2 separate regions of the Homo sapiens genome follow, and region 2 is linked to region 1. A link is an interaction called in ENCODE POLR2A ChIA-PET data of the cell type or tissue named here. Cell type or tissue: PC-9. All regions are shown on one strand.

Region 1 (8,000 bases):
TTTAACTCTCAGGGTTGTCTACACACTAAGTCCCCAGCAATTGGTCAATTAACATTCAGTTTTCCCTACCCTGACAGCGGTTCCACAGATTTCTGCTCGTGGGTTTCTGCTCTGAGCAGTAGTTCTTTGCATCCACCTGTATGTCTCTCCAGTTTTAGGGGTAGCCGTGTTCCTGATTCCTTGGCTTTTTACTTGTTTTTAGAATAAAGTGATGATCGCTAAGCTCCTTACATGCAGGACCAGAAACCAGAAGTTGCCATTTCCATTTTAAAATGAGATAACTAAGAATCACAGGAGGTACAACATGACTTCCCAAAAGTCATATATGTGTTGGAGATTGAATGAAGACCTGAGCCTAGTGACACTAAGGCTGAGTTATTAACCTGTTGTGAAGTTGTGTAAAAGACTTGGATTTTACTTATCCATTTCAGAAAGAAAGTGACTAAATTGAGATACTGACTCAACTTCTTACATTCAGGAAAGAAGGTCATTAAAATAGCATTCTATTCCTAAAATTTTATCTCACTCAAATTATGAAAACTTATCTGCACAGTTTATTACAGTGTGATTCATAAGAAAAAAATGTAAATAGCTTTAATGGCTTTGAAAATTATATATATATATGCTTACAATAAGATATTAAGAACAGAATGTAAAATCAGAGTAAAATGTATATGATATCATATCAAGTGAAGAAAGCTGACATCAAAACTGTTTCTACTTAAAATGAACAATGATGGTAAATAGTAAAAAATGCTAGTTGCGAAGGTTGAGCTTTAAAAAAAAAATGTATGATGAGCCAGGTGCAGTGGCTCATGCCTGTAACTCCAGCACTTTGGGAAGCCGAGGCGGGCGGATCACGAGGTCAAGAGATTGAGACCATCCTGGCTAACACAGTGAAACCCCGTCTCTACCAAAAATACAAAAAAAATTACCCGGGCGTGCTGGCGGGTGCCTGTAGTCCCAGCTACTCAGGAGGCTGAGGCAGGACAATGGCGTGAACCCGGGAGGCAGAGCTTGCCATGAGCCAAGATGGCACCACTGCACAGCAGCCTGGGCGACAGAATGAGACTCTGTCTCAAAAAAAAAAAAAGTATTTTTTTTGATAAATGTGCATTCTATGGTTTGAATATTCCCCAACAAAACTCATGTTGAAGCTTAACCCTCAATGTGGGAGTATTGAGAACCAGGGCCTTTAAGATGTAATTGGATCATGAGGGCTCTGCCTTTATGAATAGATAAATCCATTTGTGGATCAATGGGTTATCATGGCAGTGGAACTGGTGGCTTTATAAAAAGAGAAAGAGAGACTTGAGCTAGCACATTAGCATGCTCAGTCCCCTGTCCACGTGATACCCACTAGGACTCTTCAGAGAGTCCCCATCAGCAAGAAGCGTCTCAACAGATGGGACTCCTTGACCTTGGAATTCTCAGCCTCCATAACTGTAAGAAATAAATTCCTGTTCTTTATAAATTACCCAGTTTCAATTATTCTGTTACAAGCAACAGAAAATGGACTAATAGCATGTACAATAAGTAAGTGAAAGAAATGCATTCATGATACTTTATGGACTGGAGACACTGGAATAGTCTTTTTGAAAAAAGGAAAGCTTATTTCTTGCAACTTTAGTTTAAAATTTAGAATTATAAATATCAGTCTTTAGAGGAATATAAATGTCATTGTTTACATGGAGGAGTATGCTGGCATAATGGGTGTCAAGTTTTTCCTCTTGCTATAACACGTACTTAAATAAATCGCTCCCCAGAGGCCTTATAAAATGGCATCACATGTTCATTTAAACTAGGTGTTTATGGTACAACAATGTAGAGAATAAAAGGAATGGAACACTGGGCAATTTCTATAGAAAAAGAAGGATTTTAGTAATGTGGTTGGGGGTGTAAGGCATCATCAATGCAGGCTTTTATTCAACCTCATTCATTCAGCACACAGTAAAAGATGCATGTGCCTAAATCCTGGAGATAAGCCTGACTTGAAATGTGTTTCTCTCTTTGGTATAATGCTTTTTTTTTTCCAGGTCTTTTTCAGTAATTCCTTGCAGCTTCAGCTCATACACAATGATTCGTTGGTTTCTTCATTGAAAAGGAAGGGAAGGGGGAGAAAACACCACTTTTTAAAGCCAAGACCAAAGAAAATAATTCCTTTTGTGTAAAGGATCAATAATGGTCTCTGTTCATTCTATTTCTTGTTTGTATTTTCTATTGATGTGTACCAAATCTAGACATTTGGTTTTAAGTGTTGTTTTAAAAAATTTACAGAAAAAAATAAAGAAGAAAACAGGGTAATTTTAACCACCCTTGACCTACTTTTAAAAAATTCTATTAATACACATACACAAACAAAAGGAAAAAATATTGATGTATGTCTGCATGCCAAAGTATTTACTAACATGCTTAATTTTTTATCTGGGGTAACCAATGCAATCATAAAAAATGATCAATTGAAATTATTTTAAGATCAGGAATTTTTAATAATGATAATTATTTATCTGTAGCCATGACTGCTTCTAATTATTATGGGAAGATGATCATCTCACTTTGAACAAGCGGCTGAGTGGAATGAAAGAGGAGCATAGTCCCTCCATGCTGATTTTTTTTTCTTTCCGCACACTTGATCTCTAATTGCTTCTGTACCAAACTGGGAATAGAAATGCCCAAGTCCATCAGAATGTCTAGTTTCGTCACAAGAAGTATGTATCAAAAAGCCATGTTCCTGAAAAGATTTGTAACTGAAAATGCAAATAGAAAACAATACATTGCTACATACGTAGCCTGAAGGATTTAATGACATAAAAATCAGAGTCAGAAATGTCTACCTGGGTTTAACTTACCTATTGCCAATAATAGCTAAAATACATAAAGAAGTGGCTCTTATAAAAGTAAACTTGATTCTGTTGTGATTGAAAATGCTAAACTTCATCTATTCTTTCATTTATTCAACAAATATTATTCAGTGCATAGTATATGTCAGGCACCATATTAAGACCATGGATAAAGGATAAAGAAGATGGCCATTATTCCTGACTTCTCAGAACTTAAAACTAAGAGACAAATATAATATAGAGTGATGTTCTATACAGAGAGACAGAGAAAGAGCTAAAAGCATAGATTTCAAATTGTAGCTACCTTGGAAATAGTGAGTAGTCTGGGTTCTCCAGTGAAAACAAACCAGTAAGATTGAGAGAGAAAAAATTTATTAAAAGGAATTGGCTCACATGATTATAGAGGCTAAGAAATCCATCCCAAGATCTGCAATTGGCAAGCTAGAGACCCAGGAAGGCCAATAGTGTAGTTCCAGTTCAAATCCAAAAGTCAGAGAACCAAAAGAGCTGATGGGTATAAGTTCTGGTTTAAGGGGAAGGAAAAACTAGTGTTTCAGCTCCAAAAGTGAAGCTAAAGAAGTTTCCTCCTAATCAAACCTTATGTTCTATTCAGGTCTTCAGTTGATTGGATGAGGCCCATACACATTCAGGGGGGCAATCTCCTTACTCAGTTTATGATTTAAATGTCAATCTCATTAAGAAATACTCTTACAGACACACCAAAATAATGGTTGATAAAGTGTCTGGACACTTCATAGCCCTATCATGTTGACACAAAATTAACCATCACAGTCAGTTAGGTTAAGAAGGATTCCTGGAGGAGAAGACACCTAGGCTGAACACTGAAGGACAGTATTTCATAAATAAAATATTAATTTACTTTCTCATAAGTAACTTTTATCAATAACGTATATGATATTTATGTGTCTTCAGAAATGCATTTTTTCTTCCATTTTAACAGAAATGATTTGGATTTTTACTATATCTATTACTCCATTTTCAAACAGCTATAAAGAAATACCTGAGACTAGGTAATTTGTAAAGGAAAGAGGTTTAATTGACTCACAGTTCTGCATGGCTGAGGCAGCCTCAGGAAGCTTACAATTATGGTCGGAGGAGAAGAGGCACGTCTTACATGGTGGCAGGCAAGGGAGAGCCTGTGGGAATGCAGGAAAAACTGCCATTCATAAAACCATCAGATCTCGTGAGAATTCACTCACTATCACAGGAACAGCATGGAGAAAACAGCCCCCATAATCCAATCATGTCTATCCTTCAACAAATGGGGATTAAAATTCAAGATAAGATTTGGGTGGAGACACACAGCAAAACCATATCACTATATTAGGTTACAATCCTAGAGAATTTAATATTATACTTGAGCTTATAAAATAAAGGTCTCACATGGCATATTGATACTATGTCAATAAAATATATAATGATTATATTTCCATAGAACTACACAGTTTATAAAATGTTTTCATCCACATTATCTTATTTTAAGCTGTAGGTTTTCAGTGAGATATTTCCATTACTGGGAAACATTTACATTAAAAACTCATTTGTTAGAAATAAATGTTTCAACTGGTCTCAGAACTAATGGGAATACAAAGCTCTTGATGACTGCATTTGTGGATGGTGTTTGGATGTTCTTTCTAATAGTTTAGAGGATAGAGAAATCATAATTGGGATACTCCTTAGGAAGTCTGTTTTATTTAAGCAATTATAGCTAGAAAGACAAAAACTCTGAGGCATTTTTCTTAAATATCATCTAGAAAACATTAAAGTGTTTATTGATTTCAATATTTGATATAGAGAAGTAAATCCATGTGTTCAAAATTCCCCAGTTGCTGTAAAATACAACATTAAATTTTCTTTCTTTTCTTTTTTTTTAAAGTCCTTTAACACAGATTTCTTGGTGCTAAAAAGTGCACTGCTTCTTGTGGAAACACAATAAATTCTACTCTAATTGAAAAGAAGACAGGGTAGCTATTCTCTTTGCTGACCTATATGCCATTGCTTTCCTCATTTTTCCCTTTATTACCTTTTGTTAGAAGTAATCTGTGCAGATGTTTTAAACATTTATTGAGATTGTTTTATAACCTAGAACATGATATGTTCTGCTAAAATTACCATTGCATTTGGAAAGAGTGTGTATTCTACAGTTGTTTGATATGGTAATCTATTAAATATTAATTAAATTATGGTGATTGATTGATGGTGTTGTTTAAACCTTCTATATATATAAAAATCTTTTGTATAGCTCTATCAATTGCTGTGAGAGAGGTTTTAAATAGGTGATTATGCAATTCTCTATTCCTCCTTTTAATTATGTACATGTTTGCTTTGTATAATTTGAAGCTCTGTTTATAATTGTATATCTTCTTAATGAATTAACCATAAAATTATCTTTTTGAAGTATTTCTTTTTATACTTGATGATATTTTTGTTTTGAAATCTATTTTATCTGACATTAATATAGCTACTATATAGCCTTCTTATTCTTGAGGGTTGCATGGTATATCTTTTCTATCCATTTACCTTCAGCTTAACTGCATTTTCATAGTTGTTTGTCTCTTAGAGGCAGAGTATAGTTGAGTCTTTTTTGTATTTATTCAGAAACCTTTCCTATTTATATTTAATTGGAATGTTTGGGTCATTCATGATTAACGTAATTATTGAAATGGTTAGTGTGGTAGGCAGAAAGAGGGCCCCAAAGATGTCCACTCCCTAATCCTCAGAACCTATGAATATGTCATCTTGCATGGTAAAAGAGATTTTGAAGAGGTGATTATGATTGAGGACCTTGAAATTAAAAGATTATCCTGGATTATCTGAGTCGGTCCATTCTAACTTTATAAATCCTTTAAAACAGAGAACTTTTCTTAGCTGTGGTCAGAAAGAGGTATAACCACTACATGGAAGACGTTTCAGGAAGATGTGGGATAAGATAAAGTTAACTGGCTACTTGCTGGCTTTAAAGATAGAGGAAGGCAGCCAAAAGCTGGTGACAGCTAGAATCTGGAAGTCATTCTCAGTTTAAGACCAGAAAGAAAACAAGGATTTCAATCTTACAAACTGAAGGAACTGATTTCTACCACCAACTTAAATAAATGGAAAAGAGATTATTTCCTGAATCCTTCAAAAAGCAGTGAGGACTGTTGACACCTTGGTTTTGGTTTATTGAGACCCATACCACACTTGTGACCCACAGAAATATAATAATTTGTGATGCTTAAGCCACAACATTTACAGTAATTTGCTAGGCCTACAATAGAAAATTAACATAGATTTTGGTACCTGAAAGTAGAATGTTGTTGTAATGAGTAGAAAAATGTGAAAGTAGAATTGACTTTGGAATGGGGCACTGAGTGGAAACTGGAAGAATTTTGAGAAGGCAGAGAGAAAAAGCCGAGATTGTCTTGAAAAGACTGTAACTAGAAATACAAATATGAAAGGTGCTGCCAGTGAAGACTTAGTAGAAAATGAGCAACAAGCTATTTGAAACTGAGGGAAAGGGGATTTTTATCATATTGTGATAGAAAATTTAGCATAATTTTGTTATACATTTATGTGTAAAACAGAATCTGTAAAAAAAAAAAGTGAAACTGAAATTTAGTTCAAGAGATTTTCGAGTGAAATATTGAACGTATGGCCTCGTTGCTTCTTGCTGCTTAAAGTATGAAAAGAGACACAATTGAAGGAAAAGCTGTTAAACAAAATGAGGCTATGAATTGAGGACTTTGAAAGTTCTCAGTTATCTACGTTGCAAAAAAAAACAAAAGCACCAATATTAAGAGATTCATTGTTAGGAAAGAATGCTCTAGTGAGTAAGCAGAGGTATGGCTGCATAATCTTCTGCTAATATTTCAGAAAGATTAAAAGTATTCAGTCATACAAAAGGTTCTCTGAAGAGGTTAAGGGTGTTGCTCACAAACTTTCTTAAACAAGAGAACATCTTAGAAATTGAAGGGTTTTGCCTCCTCTCCCATCCTCTCAGCAAAAATCAAACATATCGATGAGAGTATGCAGGAAAATCTGTAGATAAACCTTTTTTCTAGTGAGTTGAATCCCTGTGACATACACAGGAGACCCACAAAATTTATTGAAAGTTTTATACCAACAGAAACACTGCCAGATTGAACTGAAAGAGGGAGAGAAAATACAAAATGAAAGAAGACTGCCTGGCCTTCTTTCTATAGTCGTGAAACAGACTGATAAAACTATGCAGCTACAAACATGTTCTACTTGTGAAAAAGAAGAATGACTGAGGACACAGCCTCAAATCCAGAGGGTGAAGCCTAGTGCCACAGAGGACTATTCCTAGACATTGAAACCAAATGGAGTGTGCCCAGCTAGTAAAAATTACTAAGTTTCTTGAAACCTGTGAATTCTGATTTCAGTTTTTATTTTCCTGATAATTAATGAGGTTGACCATCTTTTTATAGGTATATTTGAGACTTTTGGAAAGGGCCTGCTTACAAGACATAATTTTATTGGGTTTTCTGTCTTTTTATTATTTGTAGAAGTTATTTATCTATTTTGCCTATGAATCCATTGCAAACTACATGTATTTTATATTGCTAAAAGATTTTCCCACTCTGACTGCCTTTTATTTTTTGATAAATGTGAGTTACTAATATTATTGTAATCCAATTTATGAGTCTTTATAGTAATACTTTTGTACTCTTTTAAAGAAATCTTTTACTATCCTAAGTTCATGAAGATATTTCTCTATATTCTATAAGCTTTTTTTTGCCTTTCATACTTAATCTTTTTATATAGTGAAACAGTAGGAGTCAAGATTCATTTTTATGTAACTATCTACTTGATCTAGCACTACTTTTTGAAAAGATCATGTTTTCCCCCACTGTCACTTTGTGATAATTATGTAACAACAAATATAAGCCTCTTTATATCATCTCTGACCTGTTTTATCTCTATTCTGGTTTGTCTCACCTCCTGCAAATAACATAACGTTTTAATTGTGGTTGCTTTATAATAAATCCTGATATTCAAGTTTTTATTCAAAATTGTAATTGATAATTTTGGAATCAACTTAATAATTTCTAAAAATTGTTGGGATTTTTATTGTGATGGTATTGAATCCATAAATCAACCTGGAGAAAACGGACATCTTTCCAATAGCTTCTTCAGTCT
Region 2 (8,000 bases), 78 kb before region 1:
TGTAGGTATCAGGCTAGGTAAGTTCCAAGTTCCCTTCCAGCTCTGCCATTCTAGGATTCTATGCTAATAGAACATCTGTAGTATTTTGTGGAAAAATTATCTTCAAGTCTAAGGAAATTTGGGGCTATATTGGCCTCTTGAGTTATTGCAATAGCCATTTGCATTGCTTTAGCAACCAGACTTTATCACAACTCAAGGTTCCCAGAGGGTGTTGAGAGGACTGCAGCTTAGGTAGTAAAAGCTGGAAAAGAGGGAAGGAAAAATGAATGAAACTAGAAAAAGAAAGGGAGAATTATTAGGGGGAGAAGGAGAGGAAAGGGAGAGTGAGAAATAGTAAAAGCCAGAGTAGGAGATGGGGAAGAGGATCAGGAGAAGCGAGGGAGGGAGGAAGAGAAGGAGAAATGGAGGAAGGCAGAAACAACAGGTAATTGTAAGGATAATGCAGTGGACACTATTTGTGTTTTTCCTCTATCATTATTATTATTATAATAATGCCATTGTTACATTGGAGAGGAGGTGGAATGTGTTTAATAGAAAGCAGGGACTTTGGAGTTAGCCTAGACATGGTTTCGAATTTTGACTCTTTTCCTGAGAAGCATTATGTCCTGTCTTAGTCCAGTGGACTGCTATAACAAAATACTACAGACTGGGTGACTTATTAACAACAATAATTTATTTCCCACAGTTCTGGAAGCTGGGAAGTCCAAGATCAAGGCACCATTCATTGTCTGGCGGGGGCCAGCTTTCTTGCTTGTAGACAGTGCCTTCTTACTGTGTCCTCACACAGGGGAATAAGCAAGGAATATCTCTCCTGCCTCTTTGATAAAGCAACTAATTTCTTTTATGACCTAATCACCACCACCACCCCCGCCCAAAGTCCCATCTCCTGATACTATAAACTTGGGAGTGAGGATTTCAACATATGAATTTGGGGGGAAATAAAAACACTCAGATCATAGCCTATCTCTAGGCACGACACTTAACCTCTCTCTCAAAGTTAGGCTATTTTTAATTATAAAAAAAGGGATAACATCTCTCCTCTTAGGTATCTTTAAAAACCATATAATATAAATGGCTTATCACAAAGTAAGTTTATATTAGTATTTATAACATAACTGCTATGTGTTAATTATCCTTCATTTACCAGCATCACTATTGATTAAACCTAACAAAGAACACACCAAATATGCTTTATAGATCTTAGAATACTGCTGCTTTCTTTACCCCTGCCTCTCATATGCCAGCCATTAATTTCTGCCACAACATACATGAGTGCTAATGGCCATGGATCTTACATTTTGGGAACATCTCTCCCTGTTCACTGGTAGAATTTCCCACAAGCAGATAAAGCAAGATATGAAGATAGCACAAGGGCGTCATGGAAACTGCTTCTTTGTCCTATCTGTTAGGACTTTCTATGTCCCTACACACAAAAACTTATTGAATGACTTTATAAGGTCACAATCTTAAGAAAAAAAATTTTTTTTTTGCTTATGAATCTATTAACTTACTTATCTGTGCACAAGTGATTCTCACTTTAATTAACCCCCATTACTATCCTATGTGTTCTAAAAGAAGTGAATATGCATGAGAAAAAACAAGCATTCCCAGCTTAGATTTCTTAAAAAAAAACCAGAAAGATCTATGGATAGATAAATTGCACCGTAAGGCTGCTGTCTGAAATGAAGACTACAAATGACGGCTAAGAGAAGTAATAGAATATGCAGGCATCCTGTTTGGAATTAATATGTACAATCTCCTCATATTCCAAAACGCCACACTTGTAGGTTTTCTTTTTCCTGGAGTTTCTTATTATTCATTCAACTCACAAAAATTATTAAGCTAAGTGAGATACTAATCGTCAGTAGGGAAAAGGAAAGTTATGACAATCTATTAATATAATGACCTTTGCCCTAAAGAAACTGCACTCTATTTGAAAGTCCTCAAGTGATTTAAGTCTTTCATCAATTGTTTAACAGTTGACATGATTTAGTTTATAACTATTGGATCAGCCCTAAGATTTCTTATAGCCCCACTCAGTTTATATCACTAAGGTAGATGGCAAGGAATAGTCCAGCACAGCAGCGTCCAATAGAAATAGAATACAAAAAAAATCATATATATAATTTTTAAGTTTTCTAGTAGCCATGAAAAAAAGGTAAAAAAGAAACAAAAATCATTTTAATATTGTATTTTATTTAACCCAACATATCTAAAGTATTATCATTTCAACATGAAATCAATATAAAAATATATTAATGAGTATTTACATTTTGTTTGGTAATCGGTCTTCAAAATCAGTGTCTTTACACTTACAACATGACAATTTGGAGTAGCCACATTTCAAGTACTCTGTAGCCATACATGACTAGTGGCTAGCCTATCGACAGCATAGTTCAAGCATTTTCTCTAAGTAACTTATTCATTTCAATTATATATCTGTATCCAACTGCTCCTGTGCATTTATCCTTACAATCAAATCTGTATTATTGTAAGAAACAGAGAAGTTCCCCATCTTCTAATACCAGGAAAGGCAAAATAGGGCTTGGTGTTTTTGAGCTTAGATTTTAACCTATAAATTAACGTTCTTTGATATATCTTACTAACTGTATTCAGAAAAGTTTTAACATTTATGACAAAAGAGCCAGAATGGCAAGATAAAATTATAGTTCTGGACAGGAAATGTCAATGGGTGCTGGAAGCCACTGAAAGAACACCCAGAGTTTAGGAAAGCAGAGAATAGAATTGTTGTGCCCATGGCAACATTTATATGGGAAATGTCTCTCTCATTCCCTTTCAAGATCACCATCAGTGTCACTCTAACATTTATATATGGCCTTGATGAAAGTGTGAAATATAGGACAGGGTCTTAAATTGAAATATTACCATAGTTGACCAGGAGGTAGAGCACCTTCATCATTTTTAATCCTGTTTCTTTTTCTAGCTATTGTGGCTCCTTATAGAAGCACTCAGTTTAGATTGCTAAGGTAGGTCTCATAGGTAAGATGTGGAAATGTAGCATTTGAATGTTAGTATCACCTGTAAATAAGAACTATGAAAAGTCTGAGGTTTTACTCTGCTTTCAAGCTAGTATGTTAGCTTGCCACAGTTTCATAGATACTAGTAGATGGCATGAGACCCTTGGGTCAGAGACAGAGGGCATAATTATATGTTCCCATTAGTCCCCCTTGCCTCCAAAGTCCCAGGGGGTAATGCAGAATGGCTCGAGGAAATGCTGTACACATAGTAAATACGTGTCACACCTTAGGAATCCTAGGTTAAGAAAATCTCAATCTCCCGAAAGACCAGCTAGTCAACCTGCCCAACTTTTATCCTGGAGGGAAACATTATCTTTATTATCTTGGAGAGAAAACAAATCTTCCCTCTGCCCTAGACAGAGACACATACACTCTCTCTTTTCCAAGGCTATTTACCATACAAACATCCTTGAAAAGACAATAAGGAACAAAGCTATCAATACCTTTGTTCAGAAAATAGGCAGATGCAAGAACTACCTATGGATAAATGTCCCCCAACAAACTTATATTAAGGCCCCCCACTGGCCCTCTTATTGTCTACCAGATAAACTCCTGCTTTCCTCACTTATTCAACCTATGTTTGTTTATTGCTTTTTATGTGCTATTAGATTTGAAAGATTGTCAAATATTTGCAAAAACCAAGGTCTAATAGATGTAAAAGTTTCAAAAAATACTCAGGGAAAAAATTAAGAGAATTCTAATCATTTCCACAATAAGGACTTTGAGGAACTAATAGATCTTCTTAAGAGAACTTAGTTTCCCCAAGTTTCTGACAATCATGAGATCTGGATCTTTTGGGGGTCCAGGTTGCACGTATTAATATTTACTTACCAGGTGCCCCGATTTGGGGATTAAGTAAAATATAATTATAAAAAAAATTTAGTCTCTTGCTTCCATATGGCATTTTTACATCCTTTTTTTCTGATGGCAAATAATAACACACTTATACAAAGTGGCATTTAACATCAAATACATTTCATAAAACATGTTTTGATTGTATGAACTCATAAACAGATATTGAACCCTTCATATGCATGCCGGTTATATTTAAACATAAAAAAACCCATTTAATGTACAAATAGTCCCTGATAACTCTGTATAGAATCCAACTTTTTAAACAGCTGTGCAGAAGAGCTTCATAATTTAGGGTAGCAAAAGAAGATGGAAACTACATACAATTTTAGGCTTCAGGAGAATTTAGGTCAGTTAGAGGTCATTCTCCAAAATTGAATCAGAAAGGAATTCTAAACTATTGCTCAACTAGGACCCACTTTGGAAGGGTAAATTGTGCTGTACTCTATGATTTGTAGAGACCGCAGAGGGGTCCAGGTTTGGCTCACTTTCTAGCTGACCATAAAGACAACTTGGGAATAGATTGTCACAGGGACCCACTAAATGAATCACAGCCCATTTCCTGCAGCTCCTCCGTGTTTTTGAATGCCTTAGTCATCACACTCTTGGCTTATGGGAATCAGTTCCCAAAGGTCACATAGATTGCACTTCTATGGTAGTTTGATAATTTTCTGTCTACTTTAGAATAGTCGGCCAGCATTTTAAAAGTCATTTTATGTGACCGTATGGTGTGTATGAAAGAACAAGGGCTTAAAACTAGAAATCTGGACGTAAGTCTTAGTTTTGCCATTATTTGCCACTGGGCAAGTCACTGAAACTTCCTGGTCTTCTCACCTGTAGAATGGCAGGATAGGTAAAGAGGTTATGATTCATGACCAGTAAAGGCTTTTCCAGTCTTACCTTTGTATCATTCTATCTCATTTAAGACCTGGCCTTGTAAATTGTGTACTAGGAAGAACATATCTAGGCACTTTGCAGCGTCTGCTGCTATTACTACTTTATCAAGTAAGTTGCTTGGTGCCCCATTCAAAAAGCATTATGGGCAGAGCTACAGAAATGTGTGTAGCTGTTTGTCAGCATGGGTAACTCCTCAGTGACACTTGGATCTCATGACTTACTTCTTTTTTCTTGGGTGACTCAAACTCTCAGGGTCATCCTCCTGGGAGACATGTCACATGGTGATATAAAGCATGCGGCAGATATCATCAGTTTAACCAAAAGGTAAAGGAAAAATACAATCATCTTCCAGTCCACTCATTCTGAATCTTCTCACAGCATCAAAGGAAAGCTCAAAGATGGATTTCTTGCAATTTTCCCCCTTGACAGTGTGGGATACTTCAGTCAGATGAATAATACATGCAGTTGCAAGGAACACAATTTTAAAAGAATCTGGCATTTACAAAGCAGCTTTACTTCTGGAAAGAGTAAAGCCTTTGAATACTCTGTCAGTTTGAAAAGAGGTTCTGTGTCACCCTATCAGGTCACACAAACCATCTGATCAAGTGCCATTTGATGAAAGCATTTATTAATGTCAGAGTAAGAAAAATCAGCTTGAGGGATGGAAAAAGCCTAGAGGATTTATTTTTAAACCTTTAGGAATGAAAAGGAGTGGGGAGATTTCTGTTTCTAGAATGAAATACAATATAGAATTTGGATTTGACTGAATGGGGGAGCATGAGTCCTAAATCAGTGAAGAATTGTTTCCATTTTTTTGTTTGTTTGTTTTTGTTTTTGTCTTTCAAGTCTTGAGACTGCTTCCAGGAAGAGGAAATAGATGAACATTTCCCTATTCCTCCCACTAAGAGTACTAAAAACCTTGGGGCACACAAGAAATATGGACAATTTCTCAGACAATAACTGCTCTATCCTAGTCAAATAACACAGAAAAAAAAACTGGTCCTATCCTCCATGTCAGCAAAGTCTAAATGGGTAATTCTGACTCCATTCTCTCCTGCCTATAAAAAGGTGTGCCCACAGCCCCAACAGAGTGGTATCAGAGAAGACCAAGTAGAGAGATGAGACCTTCATGACCCCCGTCAGTATTAGTGAGCCCAGCTCCCATCCCAGTGTCAATGGAGAACACATGGTAAGCCTGGGCTTCCACCCCAGTGCAGCAGCAATGAGGTGCTTCTCCCATTCCTCCCTTGGGTATTAGTAGAGGAGGTCCAGGGGACAGTCAGGACTTTCAACATCACCTGTTAGTAACAAGGACACCTGTACATGATGCATGGTGTCACTGGAAAATATACAAGCGGGGGGCTGAAACTCCCATATCCACCTAGTAGTAAAGAGGGTTTCCCCATCTCAGGTGGCAGTGGAGACTTGAGTAGGGAACCTGGACTTTTACTTCCACTCGGTAGTAAAGAGACAGACTCTGGAGTGCTATTGGAGAAATCCAGTGACAGCAGAAGGTTAAAATGAGATTCTGTGTCTTAACATTTTAAAAGTGCACATTTTGATAAAAAATAACTCATATTAAAAGCCAGAATGAACATGCTAGCATCAAGATAACAGAGATGTTAGAATTATTTGACAAAGATTTTGAAGCAGTCACAACATGTTTGTTTTAAAAGCAATGATGAACATGTTTGAAATAAACTGAAAACTAGAAATTATCAGCAAAGAAATTGAAAGCCTCAACAAAGACAAAGAAAAAATAAAGAAGAACAAAATGGAAATTTTAGAACTGAAAAATACAACACAAAAAATAAAATACTTGGTGGATAGGCTCAGTAGCAGGATAGAGGGGCAGAAAAAAACAGTCAGTGAACTGGAATATAGAAGAATAGCGAGAAAATAGACCGAAAGAAAACAAGCCAAACCAACCAACCAAACAAAAAATGCCTCAATGACATATAGGATTATAATACATGAATTAACATTTGTGTCATCTGAAAAATTGAAAAGAGAGGGGAGAAAATGTGGGGCTGAAAAAATATTTAAAGAAATAATGGACCTGGCATGGTGGCTCATGCCTGTAATACCAGAGGCCAAGGCGAGAAGGTTGCTTGAGCCCAGGAGTTTGAGACAAACCTGAGAAATATAGTGAGACCCCATCTCTACAAAAACAGAAACAAAAAATTAGTTGGATATGGTGGCATGCATCTGTAGTCCCAGCTACTCAAGAGGCTGAGGTCAGAGGATTGCTTGAGCTCAGGAGTTTGAGGTTGCAGTGAGCTGTGATTATGCCACTGCACTACAGTCTGGGATACGGAGTAGACCCTACCTCAAAAAATCAAAATAAAACAAACAAAATAATAAATATTGAAAACTTCCCAAATTTGATGAGACATACACCTATAGATTCAAGACGTTAAGCAAACACCAACTATGATAACCCCACAGATATCTATGCCAAGACACATCATTACCAAGCTTCTGAAAACTAAAATAAAACACGAAAAACAGGACTGGGCTCATGCCTGTAATCCCAGTCATACAGGATGGGGGCAGGGAAGTGCTGAGTAGAAAAGGGTGTGGTCCCTGGTGAGGGCTCCACCCTCCAGCCTATACCCAAGAATCTAGGTGAGGATAGGCACTCCTGTTTCCACACCCAAAATTGCATTTTCCAAGACCACTCTGGCCTGCCACGCCTCCCATTCTGTGCCTATAAAAATCCTGAGACCCTAGCGGGCATGCACACAATTGTCTGGACATCAAGAGGAACACACCAGCAAAAGAGCACATAGGCGGTGAACGTTGAGAGGAGTAGAGGAGTGGTAGAGCATACAGTCAGACACCAACAGATGCCAGCAGGCCATCTACCGTGGGACAACGAGGAAGCCGGTTAGGGGCAGCCAGACTCCAGGGGAAGACCACTTTCCCACTGCCTCCCCTTCTGGCTCCCCATCCATCTGCTGACAGCTACCTCCACTCAATAAAACCTTACACTCATTCTCCAAGCCCATGTGTAATCTGATTTTTCTAGTACACCAAGGCAGGAACCCAGGATACAGAAAGCCCTCTGTCCTTGTGACAAGGCAGAGGGTCTCATTGAGCTGATTAACACAAGCCACCTGCAGATGGCTAAGCTAAAAGAGCACACTGTAACACACACACACTAGGGCTTCAGGAACTGTAAACACTCAACAATAGATGCTGGTGTGGGGT

The links. Peaks named below come from ENCODE experiments on the same cell type or tissue, not always from the same donor. Only the 100,000 strongest peaks of a DNase experiment are listed, where the experiment ranks them.
Region 2: POLR2A ChIA-PET joins it to region 1 with 12 read pairs; 2 of 35 experiments call an interaction of 5 or more read pairs at or near these places.

Annotation. Positions count from the first base shown.
Region 1 is chr3:106,038,646-106,046,645 of GRCh38, reverse strand. No RefSeq gene overlaps it. Among named protein-coding and RNA genes, the nearest start is that of CBLB, 170 kb to the right of the region's middle. In PC-9, no CTCF peak of the experiment used is centred here; no DNase peak of the experiment used is centred here.
Region 2 is chr3:106,116,989-106,124,988 of GRCh38, reverse strand. No RefSeq gene overlaps it. Among named protein-coding and RNA genes, the nearest start is that of CBLB, 250 kb to the right of the region's middle. In PC-9, a CTCF peak has its summit at 2,948; DNase peaks (open chromatin) are centred at 3,288 and 7,308; H3K27ac peaks cover 2,696 bases.